Regions from separate parts of the Mus musculus genome. Here region 2 is linked to region 1. The links are chromatin contacts, found by Hi-C or POLR2A ChIA-PET in ENCODE. All regions are on one chromosome and are shown on one strand. The core of a region is the stretch at or near the end of the contact, and the rest is flanking DNA. Distances in the headings are between cores, read along the strand shown. Region 1 overlaps Ski (ski sarcoma viral oncogene homolog (avian)). Region 2 holds the start of Faap20 (Fanconi anemia core complex associated protein 20).

Region 1 (3,222 bases), core at 419-2,918:
CTACAGGCTTGGCTGTGATCTGAGAAACCGGACCTCAGAATGCTGAGGGACACTGTCACTTGAGTAAATTCCGAGCGTGCAGAGACAGTCCTCAGCTCCCAAGCCTACAAGCAACTGGGTCTCCCTAACCCTGGCAAGGAAGTGAGTGAAGTCAGAAGACCGCTCAGTTGTAGTACAGGGTCTGGCAGCAAGACCGTGGTACACACCATGAACACAAGAGAAATGCAGAGTCCGTGGTGGGACACAGGCGTGACCTATCATGGTGCCCACTGCAGCAGCTTCCCTAACCGGAGCCATCGCCTCATTTCCCGGGGGGCTTTAATATTGTCCTTTTCACAACTAAGAATGGGCTCCCAGCCCTGGGTCAAGATCCAGCAGAACTGAAGAGCAGGAAAGGCTCCGCATGAAAGGGAAAAGCGGCCATGATGCCGTCAGTGGACCTGTGGCCATCCCTCCCCCAGTTCCTCTTACAGGACCCCGTGGGGGTTGTCAGAGTCACATGATTTGGAGTCAACAGTATCTCCAGGGCCTGAAAAGGTTAAAAATTCACAAAGACTTTTATGTGTTTTTATTTACTCAATAAGAATGTGCAAAGAGGAAAATGGGCAATGGTGAAACAGAACTCAAAGAACAATCAGGCCTCCTCACAAAACTGCTAGACTCCGCAAACATCGGTGGGCACAGCGGCGCAGTGAGAAGAGGGTCAGGAACTCAAGGCCATCCTCAGTTACTGAGTTCTAGGTCAGCCTGGGCTACTGGGTTGAACGCTGGGGGTGGGATAAGGGGGACAAACAAACAAACAAACAAAACAAAACAGGGCAGCAGAATGAGAGAGGGGAAAAGAAGAATAGAAACTTTTTTCTTTTTCAGCCGAACAGCTCCCTGGTAGTGTGTACTTATAGGTGGATGGCCGTGGGTTAACCTATCAGCCTCTGGTATTTGAAGGGATAGAAGTCACCCTGCCTATGTAGGCTGGATACCCCCACCCACTGCATATGTTTTACCGACTTCCAGACTGGGTCAGAGCAGGGAGCTAACTGGACCCACTAATGTGCAGGTGCTCACTGTGGCCATGACTGCTGAGCGGGAGCACTGTGCCAGGGGTCATGTCCCAAAGCTACCACACTACAAAATGTTAGCCCTTCCCTCCATAGGGCTCAGACTGCAACACCAGGACCCCGAGACTTTCCATAATGTGAAATACCTCAGGCCTTTTTTTCCCCCTCCCCAAGATAGGGTTTCTCTGTGTAGTCCTGGCTATCCTGGAACTCACTTTGTAGACTAGGCTGGCCTCAAACTAAAAGAGACCCATCTGTTTCTGCCTCCCCAGTGCTCGGATTAAAGGCGTGCAAGCACCACACCTGGCAACCTCAGGTTCTTTACAGAAAAGTTACTAAAAATCCACAACCCCCTTCCCACCCCCTTGCAGGCCCAGTATAGGTGCCTTCAGAAAGCCAAGGAAAGGTCAGGGGTCAAGATCCTATCTCTAGGATCACCTGATCGCAGAGGACTTGCTGGTTCTTAAAATAATGCTACCGTCCATGACTCAGCTTAGGGACCCAGTTCATCTCCTGCCCTGGGTTCAGGGCATGGCCATTTATTAGAGGCTACCATAACTTATACCCACCAAAGGGGCAGGGCTGGCACTTTCCATTTCCAGGCAGGCGAAAGAATGAGCTAATAGCCACTTCGGCCTTTCACTGCCTTCTCTGCCTGAGCAAGCCTTCCCCAGACTGAGCACTGAGGAAGGCCTTGGGGAAGTGATCCACTTCCTATGAGGTCCCACCCACTAAAGAACTAGAGCTAGCAGGACAGCGATCACAGAAATTATTCTCTCTCTCTCTCCTCTCACAGACTCTCCCCCCTCTCCTTCCCCCTCTCTCCCCCTGTCTCCTTCCCTTCCTCTTCCCCCCTTACACTCTTCCCTTCCCCTCTCACCACCCATCTCTCTGAGCAATCCACTGACCTGAGGAGTGTGGGCAGGGCCTAGAGGCCCCAGCAAGTTCCTGCTGCTAAAATGGGCAGAGCTGAAGTCAGACACTCCAGTGCACCCCTGGGGCCAGCTGAAGAACCCCTCATCATCTGTCACCAGGACAAAAGGCCAAATGGTTTCAGGGGTCACCTCAGGAAGAGTGACTACGACATTTGCACTCTGAATTGGTGGCAGCCTAACAAATGTCTGTGCTTTCAGGTGTCTCCTGGCTATTTGATTACTTTTACTACCACTAAGGCTGTTTCCCTGATCTCAGACTGGGAAAAAGTACCCTCAACATTTAACAGTCCCCAAGGCGCCTCAGGGCAGGAGTGCACAAAGAAGACCCAGACAGAATACCTCCAAGATGGCACAATAACTACAGGAAAAGGCTCTCGTCATGATAAAACATGCATTTCCCTTAGGGGCAATATTTGTGAGGCCACACTTAAGGAGCTTGGGACAAGTCACTCTACGTTACAGAAGTTACAACAGGTCCAGGAGATGGAGACACAGCTGCTCCAACAAGAGCCCAGGCCACTGGATAGGATGCACAAAGGCAGTCCTGCTGAGACCGAGGGTTCTGCACTCTGAGGCAGAAGTCCAGCACCCCACCTCTGTAGTCAGTATCCAGTAGTTTGCTCCAGTTTTTATTCTCAGGCATACACACACTCACACTCACATGAAAGTCAGTCTTCCCAGAATGGTGGTGAGTACCTGCAGGCATCAGGCTCAGCCAGACGCACCTTTGCCCACTGCAGTTTTACTGGCCCATTTGCTTGATTTTTAACATCATTTCTGGGCTTCTGAAACACTTAACCTTGGTGGCTGGAGATTTAGACCATTCAGTGGATTTGTAACCCTCAGAAGGCTCGACCCTGTCAGAGGTCCATTCCCCGTGGTCTGTGCAAAGGGCAAAGGGTCGTGAGAACTGAAGATGCACAATAAAACTCAGGGCAGTGACCTTTTGAACCCGACTCTCTACAGGGTGAAGGCCTGCAGAAAACAGTGGCCAGCGGCACACTGGGCCTCAACCTCTTCCCAGAGTTTGGCTGCCTCTGCACCTGCCCAGAGGGGGCAAAGGGTAGTGCAAGGAGGCCAGTCCTCTCCCCAGAGAAGGACCAAAGCAAACAAACGCTGCCCTCCTAGTCCCGGGGACGCTGCTTGTTGTTTTGTGGACCAGGTGTGTCTTAAAAACCACTCTCTGGAAACACTGCCAGTTCTCCCCAGGGTGCCAGCCTCTAGAGCCA
Region 2 (3,222 bases), core at 202-2,701, 63 kb after region 1:
ATACATAAATATTTTTTAAAAATTCCTTCCTGTGTGTTGTGAGGGTGGGCACACACACCGTGGTGGAGGTCAGAGGACAACCTCGCCTTCCACCTTGTGAAGGCACTGTGTCCACAAGTCCCAAAAGCTTCAGGCGAGGGGAACCTCCTGTTTCTGCCTCTCCTCTCACAGCACACCTGGAGTCCAGACTTGCGCTGTCCTGCATGGTTTCATGTCAATTCTGAGAACTGACCTCAGGCCCTTATGCTTGCATAGACACTTTGCCTACTGAGTCACCTCCCTAGCCCAAATTCAACTTTTTGTTTTGTTTTGTTTGAGACAGGATCTTTCTTCATAGCCCTGCTTTCCTGGAACTCACTCCATAAACCAAACTCATAGAGATCCTCCTGTCTCTGCCTCCTGGGTACTGGGATGAAAGGTCTGTGCCAGTGTTCTTGCAAAGGATTCAGGTTCATTTCCTAGCACCCACATGGTAGCTCACAACTGTCTGTAACCACAGTTCTAGGCGGTCCAAGACCTTTTTCCAATCTCTGTGGGCACCAGACACATACGGCACAAATACATGCGCTCTCCGAGATTAAACTTGCTCTTCCTCTTCAAGTCTGCAGAGACAGAAGACAACCTTAGTGCAGAAACCATCCCCAGACCCTGGTCTAGACACAACTTCCAGGATGTGGAACCTGGAAGTACACACGGTGTGTGTGTGTGTGTGTGTGTGTGTGTGTGTGTGTGTGTGTGTGATCTCACCTAAGGATGGGGTGCAAAGCTCTGACTGGAGGAAGACCCAGGAAAAGGGTCTGCGAGTCAGATGGTTGCAGGACAGGCGTTTGGAACGGCCCTGACCCCTGGGGGCTGTGAAGTAGAAAGCTACTAGCGAATCCCAATGCGTACATCAAAGTGCCTGGACTTTTGCTGCCACCAAGTGATGGGCTGCAGGATTGCAGGACGGGATATTGGTTAGGTAGGAAGCCCGGGTTTTTCACTCTGAGCCTTCGTCCCCTGGGCTTTGCGGTTTGATTGCTCTTCTCTTTGGTAGAAAAACCCAGTTCCTCCTTTAAGAAGAAGATGCTGGCAAAACTGGGCCTGAGAATTTGGTCCTATCCATGGGGCCTTCCTGAAAAAGACTACAGAACTGGAAACTGAGGCAGGGCATTGTCTGGGAGGTGCCACCGGCAGGGCAAGCCTGACAGCTCTCTGCACGTGTTGACGGAAGGGAGCCCAGGCTCTGCACAGGCTCGAGTGGCCCAATCTCGCACCCCTGCAAACTGGAGGGCAGCTCCGCCCTGTCCCGCCTCTCCCTCAAGGCGGCAGCCTCGTGTTCCCAACGGTTGGGATCTCGGCGCCTTAGATTTCCAGCGCCACAAAGGGGAGCTGGCACTTGGCAGAGCGGAGAGTGGGGGGGGTCTGGAAGCCGCCGGAGCGGATCCCGGTCGGAGGGCGGGCCGGGCTGTAAGTCTCACTTCCGCCGGACGCTGTTTGGAGAAGGATGGAGGAGGAGCGGAGACTGCGGGGGAGGCTGAGCCGTCGGAGGCCGCCCGCGGGGGGCGGGTGAGGCGGGACAGAGCGGAAGGGTGGGGTCCTGGGGGCTTTGGAAGGCGCTGAGACACCGGGAAGGCGATGGGGACGCCTCGATGTTCCCGCCTAGCTGCGGGGTTCCTCGCACGCGTGCATCTCGCTACCAGCCGCGCTCCGCCTCTCTCGGGGCGCGGTCGCTTCTTCCGCCCCAACGCTGCTGTTCCCCACCACCACCTCCGCCACCCCTCTTCACGTCGCCCATTTATCCACTTCTTTCTCAGCCCCAGGCTCCGTTTCCCCCAAGAGTCCATTTACCCTTCTAAGTGAGGTTCCTTCCCGGTCTCTTACTATGGACTCCCTCCTCCATTACCCCATTGTGGACCTGCTCCCTAGCCCTGGTACCCCTCACTGTAGAATCAACTCTTCACGATATCTCTACCATGGATGCCCCGGCTGACTCTTCCTGTGCTTCCCAGGCCCCCTAACTGCCGCCCTTGGTTTCTCTCGGAGGGAAGTAAGAGTGAGCCCTGGGCTGCTCTGTTGCGCAGCACCGTGAGCGGGACCGCGGATTGGACCCCGAACCGTCAGCCATTACCACCGCTGCCTGCTTTTCCCAGCCAGGTGTGTCCAAAAGCACTAAAGAAGGATGACCTGGGAGAGAGTTCTCAGGCCCTGGGGGAGGTCATGGTGTTGGTGGCTGTGACCTTATGGGGACTTACTTTTCAGGAGTCTCTACCTGACCCAGAGTCCACTGTGCCTCCTGAGGCCTTCACTGTGGGATCCAAGACTTTCTCCTGGACGCCTTTGCCACCTGCCCTTCGTGGCTCTGGAAGCTCCCGCCACCTGTTCTGTGAACCTGAAGGCTCCCTGGGGTCACCTACTCCATCCCTGAAAGGATGCCCTGCACTAAATTCTGGTCGAACTCCCAGCGCCCAGGAGTGTGTGCCTGTGCAGAGTCCACTTGCGTTGCTGAGTTGCCCGTTGTGCCAGAAGGCGTTTGACCCGAAGTGAGTGTCCTATCACTTAAGACTTAGCAGGGTGTAAGGTCCACCGACTTAGGAGGCTAAGAGAGTGCCTGGATGTGGCTCTGGCCTTTTGTTTATAGAACTAAAATTTAAATTATAAATATTTACATATATGTGTGCATGGCACATATGCATGTGGAGGTCAGAAGACAACTTCTTGAAATCTGTTCTTAGCTTCCACCATGCGAGTCCTAGGGATTGAACTCAGACCCTCAGACTTGGCAGCAGGAACCTTTATTTGCTGAGCCTTTTTGCTAGTCCTGGTTAATCAAGCGCAAAGTTAGCTTGATTAAGCAGCTGTCAGAACATAAGGCAGCGCCTAGTTCAGAGCCCAACAGTCTCCTCCAAATGATTTAAAAAACTATTTGTGCTGAGCTGGGAGTGGTGGCTTATATGCCTTTAATCCCAGCTCTTGAGGGGCAGATGTCTGAGCTCCAGGCCAGCCTGGTCTACATAGTGAATTCCAGAACAGCCAGTTCTATGTAGAGAGATCCTGTCTCAAAAAACAAAAACAGAAAAAAATGTGCATATTTATTGTTTGCGTAGTATATCTACATGCTCAGAGGGTTTTGCACAGAGGCACCCATGTGCACAGAGGCCAGGTCAAGTTTTTCTTGACACTTCCCACCTTGTTTTTTTTGAGAGAATCGCTCACTGAACCTAGAGCTCACTGATTTGGCTC

Evidence for each region. Hi-C counts contacts between places; a loop is a spot of excess contacts on that map. ChIA-PET counts read pairs that join two places held with the same protein, here RNA polymerase II (POLR2A).
Region 2: a loop to region 1 is called in a map of heart, with 4 times the contacts of the local background. The contact joins the promoter of Faap20 here to the enhancer-like site in region 1. A Hi-C loop is called at or near these places in 6 of 37 maps with a recorded cell type or tissue (CH12.LX, T-helper 17 cell, heart and 1 more). POLR2A ChIA-PET finds 5 or more read pairs at or near these places in 2 of 5 experiments (Patski and embryonic stem cell).

Annotation. Positions count from the first base shown.
Region 1 is chr4:155,185,568-155,188,789 of GRCm38, forward strand. The region is part of intron 1 of Ski (ski sarcoma viral oncogene homolog (avian)); the gene reads right to left. Among named protein-coding and RNA genes, the nearest start is that of Ski, 35 kb to the right of the region's middle. Within about 2 kb of position 1,669, at least 1 of the 3 ENCODE cell types and tissues checked has a DNase peak (open chromatin) inside an H3K27ac peak, as active enhancers do; it is heart, where a contact is called at or near this core.
Region 2 is chr4:155,248,515-155,251,736 of GRCm38, forward strand. Faap20 (Fanconi anemia core complex associated protein 20) reads left to right here and starts at 1,452. Exons shown (of 4, transcript NM_001190445.1): 1 at 1,452-1,548; 2 at 1,992-2,136; 3 at 2,242-2,522. The coding sequence starts at 1,487.